Regions from separate parts of the Homo sapiens genome. Here regions 1 and 3 are each linked to region 2. The links are chromatin contacts, found by Hi-C or POLR2A ChIA-PET in ENCODE. All regions are on one chromosome and are shown on one strand. Each heading gives the region's core, a stretch centred on a gene start or an enhancer-like site at or near the end of the contact. The rest is flanking DNA. Distances are from core to core; before and after follow the strand shown.

The links. A loop is a pair of places that touch in the nucleus more often than their neighbours do. ChIA-PET counts read pairs that join two places held with the same protein, here RNA polymerase II (POLR2A). Pooled maps may share reads with other maps.
Region 1: a pooled map shows a loop between it and region 2 (2.0-fold over the local background). The contact joins the promoter of STX2 here to the promoter of RIMBP2 in region 2. A Hi-C loop is called at or near these places in 1 of 50 pooled maps. POLR2A ChIA-PET finds 5 or more read pairs at or near these places in 2 of 52 experiments (AG04450 and Panc1).
Region 3: a loop to region 2 is called in a pooled map, with 2.8 times the contacts of the local background. The contact joins the enhancer-like site here to the promoter of RIMBP2 in region 2. A Hi-C loop is called at or near these places in 1 of 37 single-sample maps with no recorded cell type and 2 of 50 pooled maps. POLR2A ChIA-PET finds 5 or more read pairs at or near these places in 1 of 52 experiments (Panc1).

Annotation. Positions count from the first base shown.
Region 1 is chr12:130,837,188-130,840,744 of GRCh38, forward strand. STX2 (syntaxin 2) reads right to left here and starts at 2,063. Exons shown (of 11, transcript NM_194356.4): 1 at 1,883-2,063. The coding sequence starts at 1,912. RefSeq lists silencers at 1,627-1,686, 1,757-2,266.
Region 2 is chr12:130,714,596-130,718,360 of GRCh38, forward strand. It overlaps RIMBP2 (RIMS binding protein 2), which reads right to left and starts at 1,704. Exons shown (of 23, transcript NM_001393629.1): 1 at 1,627-1,704.
Region 3 is chr12:130,817,312-130,820,649 of GRCh38, forward strand. All of the region lies in intron 3 of STX2 (syntaxin 2), which reads right to left. Among named protein-coding and RNA genes, the nearest start is that of STX2, 20 kb to the right of the region's middle. RefSeq lists a silencer at 1,740-1,979. Within about 2 kb of position 1,505, at least 20 of the 41 ENCODE cell types and tissues checked have a DNase peak (open chromatin) inside an H3K27ac peak, as active enhancers do.

The DNA.
Region 1 (3,557 bases), core at 813-3,312, 120 kb after region 2:
CTGCAGCCTCTATCTCCTGGGCTCAAGGAATCCTCCTAGCTTAGCCTCCTGAGTACCAAGGACTACAGGTGCGAGTCACACCTGGATAGTTTTTTTGTGCGTGCTTTGTTTTGTTGGTTTTTCTGAAACAGAGTCTCTTTCTGTTGCCCAGACTGGAGTACAGTGGCACAATCTCGGCTTTCTGCAACCTCCGCCTCCTGGATTCAAGCGATGCTCCTGCCGCAGCCTCCAGAGTAGCTGGGACTACAGGTGTGCGCCATGACATCCGGCTATTTTAGTAGAAACGGGGTTTTGCCATGTTGGCCAGGCTAGTCTCCAACTCCTGACCTCAAGTGGTCCACCCAACTCGGCCTCCCAAAGTGCTGGGATTACAGGCATGAGCCACTGCGACTGGCCTCCTGCTAATTTTTTAATTTTTTTCGAGAAACAGTGTCTCCCTGTGTTGCCCAAGCTGGTCTCCAATACCTGGGCTCAAGTGATGCCCCCACCCTGATCTCCCAGACTGCTGGGATTACAGGAGTGAGCCACAGCTTTTCTTCATTAAATAAATACCTGAGCTCCTACTACACGGCACTGAAAGATAATCCATCGGGCAAGACAACACAACTATAATTTGCTGTGTTTAAGATGATATTGATCTGCGGAACACAGGGAATATTTGTCCATTAATAAAAAAGGAAAAATCACCGTGAAGAAACTTCCTTGGAATGAATATAAAGCATAATTTCCATGATCCTAAGGATGAAATCATTGCCTTTCTCAACCAGAGCTCCTCATCTGAACCACAGAACACAGATAATGATTTAAGTGGCTCTTTTCTCTATTCTCCCACTCGGGGGTACATAACAGCTCCATTCTAGCAGCAGAGGAGAGAGAATAATTCATTACATGCAGTGGGTGTCGTAGGGCTGTGGGCCTTAGCACCCCTGTTCTGAGGCTGCCAACAATTTAGAGACCAGAGGCTCTATCTGTGCACACACGTAGCATGAATTAGTACCTGTATTGTAAAGGGAAAAAGTCATAACTACTTCTGCTGGCCTAAGCCGTCCTGGGTTAGACAAGCTTGGAAAGTGCACGACCATCACTATCATTCCGCTGTCACTGCACCATGCACAGTCCTGTCACCTTTACACGTGTAGAATGCATCGAAATCCTTCCAAAATTTTTAGTGACCTGCTTTTCCCTTGCTAAAGTAAACAGTAACTTGCTGTGTGCCCGGCTGCTGGGCGCGTAAGGTGCGTTCAGAGTCAACACACGGTCCCAGTTTCCAAAGCAAACTACTGGGAGATCAGACACAAGCTGCTGTTCGCGCTCGCCCCACCCCAAGCACCCAGCACTCTAAGGTGCCCACATTTCACACCCATCTGTTGCCTCCCGCTTGGTGCACAGTCCTTTGTGAAGCCCCAGGGATAAAGCAGCGACCAAGAGGACCCGGCCTGCTCCCCGGGGCTGACGCCAGCTGCGGGGACCCCGTGGGGCGGACCACAGTTAGGCCAGTGGGCTCCGGCTGGGTAAGCGCCAGATACAATCCGCCAAGCGGAGTGACGGACAGGGAGCCACGCTCGAAGAGGGGGTCGAGGCCGGGACCTTCCCCGCTCCCTCCTCCTGCCCCAACCCGCCCTGAGGACTCCGCCCAGGAAGCCCTGGGGACCCCGCCCGGAGCCCCCACCCTAGGACTCCCGGGACCCCCGCCCTGGGGACCCCACCAGCAGTCCCCGCTCAGGACTCCCTGAGACCCTGCCCGCAGCCCCCGCCCCAGAACGCCGGAGATCCCCGCCCTGGGGACCCTCCCGGAGCCCCGCCCAAGACGCCCCGAGCCCCCGCCCGCCCTCCAGACGCCGCCCCGGCCGGGCCTGAACCGCTACCCGCGGCTGCCGCTCACCGCCGTCAGGTCTGGCAGCCGGTCCCGCATCCCCGCCGGCCGGGCAGCGCGCCCCGCCGCTCAAGCCTGTCCCGAGCTGCCTCCGGCCGGGCCTCGGGCTCTCCGGTCTCCGCCTCAGGCCCCGCGGTCCCGGCCCGGCGCCAGCAGCCCTCCCTGGAGCCGGCGCTGCCACGGCAACCGCGCCCCGCGCGCTCTGCGCATGCCCGGCCCGCGCCGCGCCCCGCACCCACCCACACGGCGGCAGCGCTTTCCAGCGGGAGCCCGGAGGGGCGGGGCCTGGGGGCGGGGCCTAGGCGGGGAGGGGCGGGGTCCGGCCGAGCCCCAGGCTGGCAGTTCCGCTACACGTGCTGTTTGTCCCTTGATCTGCTTTTATGCTTTCACACTCATTGTTTTATTTATCAAAATATAGAGCATTCAACGAATAGTGACAAAAGAGCAAAGCTCCCGGAATGTGCTGGGTGCAGCTTTGGGTAATACATATGCCGAACCTTCTCTTTAAGGGTCCACGCGCAGCCTCGGGTGTGAATGAAGGAGAAGAGATCGTGTACCACACATGATGCTTACGGAGCATAACACGGCAGGGGGCGGTAACGGGAAGAGCGTCCGCAGGCCCAGCCCTGGGATACCATTCTGGCAGGAGAAACAGGCAATACAGACACAGACAAATAAATGATAGATGAGAAAAGAAAGTAAGGGCATGGGCACGGAACTGGCAGAGAGGTCGTCATGAAGGTGCAGGAGCTTAGGTGAACTACCCAGGTTGGGGGAACAGTCCCCAAGACCATTATCACCTCTGACACCAACGGCAAATTCTGGCGGTTTCCAAAACCACCTTCAAGTTCCATAATTTGCTAGAAGGAATCACAGAATACACTAAAAACTACTGTACTCACAACTATGGTTTCTTAGCAGGAAAATGATACGGATTAACATCAGCCAAGGAAGAAGGGCAGAGGGGGAGTCTGGGGATTACGGCGTGCAGCTTCAAGGTCCTCCCGTGGTCCTCTCCCTGTGTAGTCAGGCCTCATTACTTGCCCTGCACTGATGTGTGGCCTTACACACGAAGTACTGCCAGCCAGGGAAGCTCACTTGAGCCACAGTGTGCAGAACGTTTACTGGGCTCCATTGCATGTGCATGATTGATTGATTGTTTGATTGCTTTCATGCTTGATCTCAGCCTCTTGGTTAAGTGATATCCATGTAACCCTAAGCCCCCACCATAAATCACACTGTTACTCTCTGGCTAGCCGAAGACTCCCAGGCAAACAAAGATTGCCTTCCAGGAGGAGAAGGCAAGGCCAGATTTGTTTTTAAACAAGGTTAAAGTCTTTACTGCCTCCTGGAGGAGGTGGCTTTGGTCTGACCAGAAGGCAGCGCTAAGAAATCTGCTTGAGAGCAACAGGCTACACATTAAAAAACAGGACGTTTTGGACTTGGTTCTAGGTGTGATGTGGTTCTGTTACCCGATGGAAGGTCTTGACAGCCAGTTGTCCAGGTGAGTGTGGTGGCGGGCACCTGTAATCCCAGCTACTCAGGAGGCTGATGCATGAGAATTGCTTGAACCCGGGAGGTGGAGCTTGCAGTGAGCCAAGATCGCACCACTGCACTCCAGCCTGGACAGTAAAGCGAGACTCCGTCTCCAAAAAAAAAAAAAAGATATGTTTTTTCTCTCCAT
Region 2 (3,765 bases), core at 454-2,953:
CCAGCGCCTTCCCTGAAATAACCTGGAAGGGCTCCACTCTGGGCCCCAGGCGGCTGCCATATGGCCACGGCACAGCCCTCGACCCCAGGCACGCCCCACCACCCCCCACTGCAGAAGGGGTGCCCGCCGGCCTTCCCCTCACACCGTGCCCCCAGGGAACCTCCGGAGCCGGTCAGACCCTGCCCATCCCACTGGGAGCTTGGGATCATGTCTCACAGGACAAGCCAAGACCCCACAGCCCAGCGGGGGATGAGTCTGAAGCTGATTCCCGGACAGCCCAGCAAGGCTGGGAGGGAGCCAGGGAGGGGCCATGTGCGTGGGGGAGGTGGTGATTTTTTAGAGCCTTCCCCCACTGTTCCCCTTAGAAACCGGGTGAGTGAGCCTGCACGCCAGCTCCCCTCCCCTGCCCACTCCTGCTCAGAGCCCAGCAGCCTGGCCTGCCGCAGGGCCCAGAGCCCGGACACCTCCTCTTCCCACCGATCTTCCATTTTCAGAGGGAGCCGCTCTCCCTCCTCTCAGGCCTGCTCCATCTGTGACATTTCCCTTCCCTGGACGAAGTGGGGTTTTCACCCTTGTGAGCAGAGTCTCCTTCAGGGCTCCTCCGTGAGAGAAATATGGGGCTGGACAGGGTCCCCTTCCCTCCCTCCTCACTCACCCTAAGAACCTCCAGGGACCCAGAGGCCACGCAGGCACGGAGCCAGCACCCCCGCCTCCCCCGGGGCCAGTGACCAGGCCGGGAGGTGAAGCAGTCCTCCCTCCCTCCGGCCAGCCGCCACCCCGACCTCAGCCAGCGTGCGCTCCCCGGGGACAGGAGGGAGGCTGCTTCCACCGAGGCCTCTGCTGACAGATGTCCGGGCCCCCACCTGGACCTACCCAGACCTAAGCTCCTGGGCGGGTGGTCCCGTACGCGCTGCCTTTCCCGGTGAAATACGGTTTCCACTGGGAGAGTCTGCCCCCGGCCAGCAGCCCGCGCACACTGCTCACACAGGCACACGCATGCACGCACACACTCTGCCGGGGAACATCTGTTTTGACAAACACATTATTCAAGTCAGTCCATGGGACGTGAATTGACAGATTCCTGGGCGCAGCCTGCGGGCTTTGTGCATTTGCACCTGAGCCGAGCTGGGGACTCTGATGTGTTTGTCCCACGTCCCCTTCCCCCCCTCCACCCCGCCCCCAAGAAGACAAGTCCAGGCCCTGAGCCGCTGCTGTCTGAGAAGCCTGGGGCGCACTCCCCAGGCGAGCGGGGCCGTGTCCATCGGGTGCCAAACTTTGCCTGGAGGGGCCTTTCTTAAAAGCCTGGGGTGGGGGCCATGACAGAGCCACAGCACCCCTGCAGCTGACACCCGGCACCCAGGAAGAAGCCCGTCAGCCCTTCCCTTCCGAGACGATCCTGAATTCCAAGCAGCACCGACATGCCAGCAGGGCGAGCCGCTGCTCCCCGCACCCAGCGCCCCCGGACCCCACGCTGAAGGGCATTCTCCATCCGCTGCAAGATAAACTTTGTCTGGGCAAAGAGTTTCCGGCTAACCCCCTGTGATCAACGCCGCTGCAGCTCGGGTGCAGAAAGGCGAGGGGAGACGGGAAGCTATTTTTAGGAGAAAAAAATAAATCTCAGCCTACCTTTAGAAGCGAGCTGTGCCAAGGCTCCGGAGGTTCACCTCGGAGACAACTGCAGTGTACTGTGTCAGATTACAAACTGGGGGCGAGACGGAGGGAGGGAGGAGGGGGAGAGGGAGAGAAGGAGGGAGGGAGGAGGGGGAGAGGGAGAGAGGGAGGGAGGGAGCAGCAGAGGGAGAGACAGGGAGCGAGAGGCAGGCAGAGGCGGCGCCCAGTCAACATTGCAGGGCATTGGTGTGTCTGCACTGCTTGCATTCAGCTAGACATGATTCATTAGTTTTCTGCAGGCAGGCAAGCAGGTCGAGAGGGAGAGAGGGAGGGAGAGAGAGGGAGAGAGAGAGGATCATCCGCCATGCAGCAGTAACCAGAGCCTCTGAAACGTCAGTGTTTGAACGCACACACACACACACACAAATACACATGCACACACACGTGCGCATACACACACCAAGATGGCTATACCCCTCACTGCCAGTTTCTTTCACAGAGCTGTGGTGAAAAGCTCGGACAGAGATGGAGGCAAACAGCTCTCAGCCATGCGGGGCTTGGGGTTGGTGCTTTTCTCTCCATCCCTGGGAAAACAGCACAGGATCTTCCCTGCAGGAGGCCGGGGGTCTCCTGCAACCGACAGGCAACCGATCAGCACATCAAAGTAAAAGCTGCCCTGGGCTCTACTCCAGGAAGCTCAGAAACTCAAGCGCCCTCAGAATTAAGTGATGAAGAGGAGCGACCCAAGCTGCCTGGGTCTTTGCTCTCCTGTCCGGCTCCCCTCCCCACCCCAAGCCTCCAGTGGCCCCGCAGATTCCCCCTTCCCACAGAACTTCAGGTGGTGGCACAGATATACCCGCTACCTAGCAACCGGGTGGTGCAGGAGGGAAAAAACCCTGGGAAACACGCACGGACTTCACACACTTGCTTCCTTCCCTGGGGTAAAAATCCCATGGCTTGTTACTGAAAGGTGCTGAATAAGATAGCTCATGCGGAGGAAAGCCCCTTTGGTATTTTGGGCTCCACATACCCTAATTGAGGCTCTGAGGGCTCCTACTAATGATGGCCCTGTGCAGGGACAAGACTCGAGTGTAGGACACGAGAATTCCAAGGAAGGGCTCACCACGGGTCCTTTGTACAAAAAGGAAGGACTTGTCCCGAGGTGCTTTCTGTTGCTTCTCCAATTAAGGCTCACTTTACAAGTTTTTTAAAAAATGGGCTCCTTAGTAAAACCAACACATCCTACCATCACCGTGGTTTTGCTTGTGATCTTAAAGGAATCGCAAAGGTCTCAAACCTAGACAGCCAGAGGAAACCTCTTCCCAAGACAACTTTTTCAACACTGTGGCAGACGGGTCCAGCGAGTTTTCCCAGTCAGGACTCATTTTGGCCTCCCGGATAGGCTTCTGAATTATATGCCTCTGAATTTGGCTGCAAGACTGGAGGCTTCTTTCAAGCCCCGTGTAGAGTGGCCCCAGCCTCTGTGCATGGAACAAAGAGATACGTGCTGTATCCAGGAGTAGGTGGCAAACCACAGATGATTCCTTTTCACCCTGCAGCAGAGTTATCAGGTCACAGAAACTACAAGACTGCAGAAAATCGTGGAAGGGACTGGTTACCAGATACTCGTACACACATGTTCACAGCTGCGCTGCTCTCAACAGCCAAAGGGTAGAAATGACACAAGTGCCCATCAATGGATGAATGGGGAAACAAAATGTGGCATATCCATACAATGCAATATTATTCAGCCAGGAAAAAGGAATGGAGTATGTGATTCCTGCTACCACATGGATGGACCTTGAGAGCACCATGCTGGGGAAAGAAGCCAGACACAAAGCCCATCTATCGTATGAGCCCATTTTTATGAAATATCCAAAATAGGCGAATTCATAGAGACAGAAAGGAGACTGGTGGTTGCTGAGGGCTAGGAGGAGAGGAGATGAGGAGTGACTCCTTACTGGAGTGGGGTTTCCTTTTGGGGTGGTGAGAACACATTGGAACAAGAGAGAGGTGGCAGTTGCACAAGACTGTGAATGTATTAAATGCCGCTGAATTGTTTACTTTAAAATGGTTAATTTTATGTGATGTGAACTTTACCTCCATAAAAACATATGAAAAGACCGTAGAAAGTGCCTGTGAATTGGGCCCCAC
Region 3 (3,338 bases), core at 255-2,754, 100 kb after region 2:
AAATAATTCCATAGATGAAGAAAGATTCCCTGACCTGAAAGACAATCGCTGAAGAGAAATCAAACGATAAGTCAGGGAAAACATTTTCAAAATAAAATATATAGAGAAAAAATGATGAAAAATAGAGAACAAAAGAGGAGAGACAGAAAGGATACACTGAAACGCTCTAAAGACATACAATTCCAGCCGCAAAGAGAGATGACAGAAAACGGAGCAAGGATGCTACTTGAAGAAGTAATGGCCAAAGTTTTTCAAAAACACAGCCAGAAAACGTCAGTCCAAAGACTCAAGAAGCCTTATAAGAAGAGGGAAAAAGAAAACGAAAACCACATCTCAAAACTTCACAGTAAAACTGCTAAAACCAAAGACCAAAAACCAAATATCTTAAAAGCTCTAATTAGCTGACAAAAAAAAAAAGTAAAGCCAAAAGACACTGGAAAAATATGTTTTAAATCTTCAGAGTGGTGAAAGAAAACAACTTCTAAACTAGAATCTTCTACTCAGTGAAAATATCCTTCGAGAATAATACTAAACTGAGGATAATTTCAGATAATAGCGAATCTTCACTGAAGGAGGTAAGAAGGAAGGGGAGAGGAACCGCAAGGGCAGGAAGGCCTCGGGTGGGGTGGTCCCAGCCTGTGGTGGGGGCAGCTGGGCTGAAGCAGGGCAGGGGTCCCGGAGCCAAGACTCCCCAGGAAGGCCCTGCAGTGGGAGGGGATGCCGGAGCCTGGCCACGCAGCTCCTTACGGGGAGTACGCGCGGCTTCGTTTCTGAAGGGAGAAGGCCCCGTGAGCTGTCCCCATGCCCTGCAGGGGAGGGGACAGGAGAGGGGTAACACAGTGAGAAACGCTGTTTCTACAAAAAAAAAAAAAAAATATATATATATATATATATATATATATATATAAAATTATCTGGGCGTGGTGGCATAAACCTGTAATCCCAGCTACTCGGGAGGCTGCAGTGGGAGGACTGTCTGAGCCCAGGAGGCTGAGCCTGCAGTGGCAGTGGGCTGAGATCACGCAGCTGCACTCTCGCCTGGTCGACACAGGGAGACTCCTCTGGAGGGTGGGGGGGAGAGGGCGGGGGAGGAAGAATCACAACAGCACTGGAAGGCAGATGCCACCACTAGCTCATTTCACACGTGTGGGAACTGCCCCGGGAGAGGTTAAGTGATGCGTCCAAGGCCACACAGGGATAACCGGTGGGACAGGATCTGAATCCAGAGCCACAGAGGCGCGGCTTCCTCCAGGGCCTCAGGGGCCTCCGCACAAGGAGCCGGGTCTCCATGAGTCTGATTTCCCGCGGAAAAGCACAGAATGCACGGGAGCAGGCGGCGCTGGAGATGGAGACGATGGAGACGGTGCAGACGGTGCAGACGCTGCCCCAGCGCATTCGGAGCGGAGCCCCAGGGAACGGCTGAGGGAACAGGAAGCAGAGAAAACGGGAGCGTGCGCAGCCGCAAGGACGACCGCACCCGAACACAGGGTGCAAGCCAGGCTGACGGCTGACTGCAGGAGCGAATCAAATCCCCGCCGTCCTGCAGGGGGAATCCCAGCCTCGTCGTCACTAAAACCCAAACCAGAATCACACACACTTCATGCTCCTGCAGGGCTGGATCCGCGTCTTGGAGGGCCTGAAATTTCTACGTTTTGCAAAGACGCTCTTTTAATACAAAAGAAAAAAGAAATAATACAAAAGTAGAAAGTGAAAAAAGAAAAATGCAGGTAAAAGGTCCTTCGTCCACCTCTCTGCCCTGGGATCCGCGGCTGCAGGTGGCGCGGCGCGGGCGGTGCTGGGACCGGGGACCCGCCCAGGACCGGCTGCCTCTGGCGCCACCTGGCGGCCGCCGTGCCCAGCCCTGCCCCGGGTCCTGAGGTTGACGGGGGACCTCCGGGAGGGCAGCAGCCCGGGGATCGCCCTGCTCACCGGGACCTAAGCAGAGCGCCTGCCCGAGAATAGGGAGACACGCGGGAGGCGGAGCACAGTAGTCCCCCTTCCTCCCTCCCACCCTCCCCTCTTCCTTTAGGAACAAGGCGGGAAGGCCAAGAGCCTGTCCCTCTCTGCGTTACCCCGGGCCCATCACTGGGAGAGAGGAATCACTGCATTTTGCTTTTTAAAGACTGACCAAGGAAGCGGCTGGAGGCTGCTGCCTACATTTTGGTTCACACTCTGTCACAAAACAAAACACAAAAAAGCAATGGTTTTCTTTAGAGCCCAAAAGGGACTATCATGAAACAGTAACAGTTCTAAATTTACTCAAAAAATAGTTCTCTCTGCTATGACTTGGCAGCAAAAATGTTTTGGAGGTAAATTATTCAAAAAAAAATGCGGATACTTATTCAAATATAATTTCCCTAAGCATTAAGCATGATGTTAACAGATGTTACATAAAAGGTCCTACGGGCAAATAAATGTGTGAAACACTAAACAAAGCTAAACAGGCTTCCTTCTAGGAAGCCTTCTCAGAGCCTTGATTATTCTACGGGTACTGCAACTTCCCAAGAGGGGCTGGGCGACGGCACGAAGAGGTCCCCGGAAAGATCTGGCCGCAGGCAGCACCCTGGCTGCACGGACTAGCTCATGAGACGGCGGCTCCAGAAACATTTTGGGAAACACACTTCTGAGTCACTGAGAGGGCATAAACAGAGGCTCAGAATATTATTTTACAAGATACATAAAATTTTAAAATGCACTTTTTCAATTTAATACTACTTTCTTATTTTTTCAACGTACGGCTACACTAAGTAATATTCCAACAAAAAATGTATTTGCTGGCAACTTTCCTCCAAGACCAAGAATACATGTGCCCCCATCACCACTTCTATTCAATACTGTACTGGAGGTCAGCTAAATAAATCAGTTAAAACTAACAAGCATAAGAGCTGCAAGGAAAAAACGGTCACTATTTATTCACAATTACATGACTGGGTACAGAGACAATCCAACATAAGCTACAGAGAATATCAGAATTAATAACTGATTAGGCAAGGGGTACAAGGCCAATATGCAAAAATCATTGTATTTCTATATACCAACAACAAACAGAGAAAATGACATTTAAAGTAGATACGGCTGGGCACGGTGGCTCATGCCTGAAATCCCAGCACTTTGGGAGGCCGAGGCAGGTGGATCACAAAAGTCAAGAGTTCAAGACCAGCCTGGCCAATATGGTGAAATCCCATGTCTACTAAAAATACAAAAATTAGCTGGGCGTGGTGGTGGGCACCTGTAGTCTCAGCTACTCAGGAGGCCAAGGCAGAAGAATCGCTTGAACCCGGGAGGCGGAAGTTGCAGTGAGCCGAGACTGTGCCACTGCACTCCAGCCTGTGTGACAG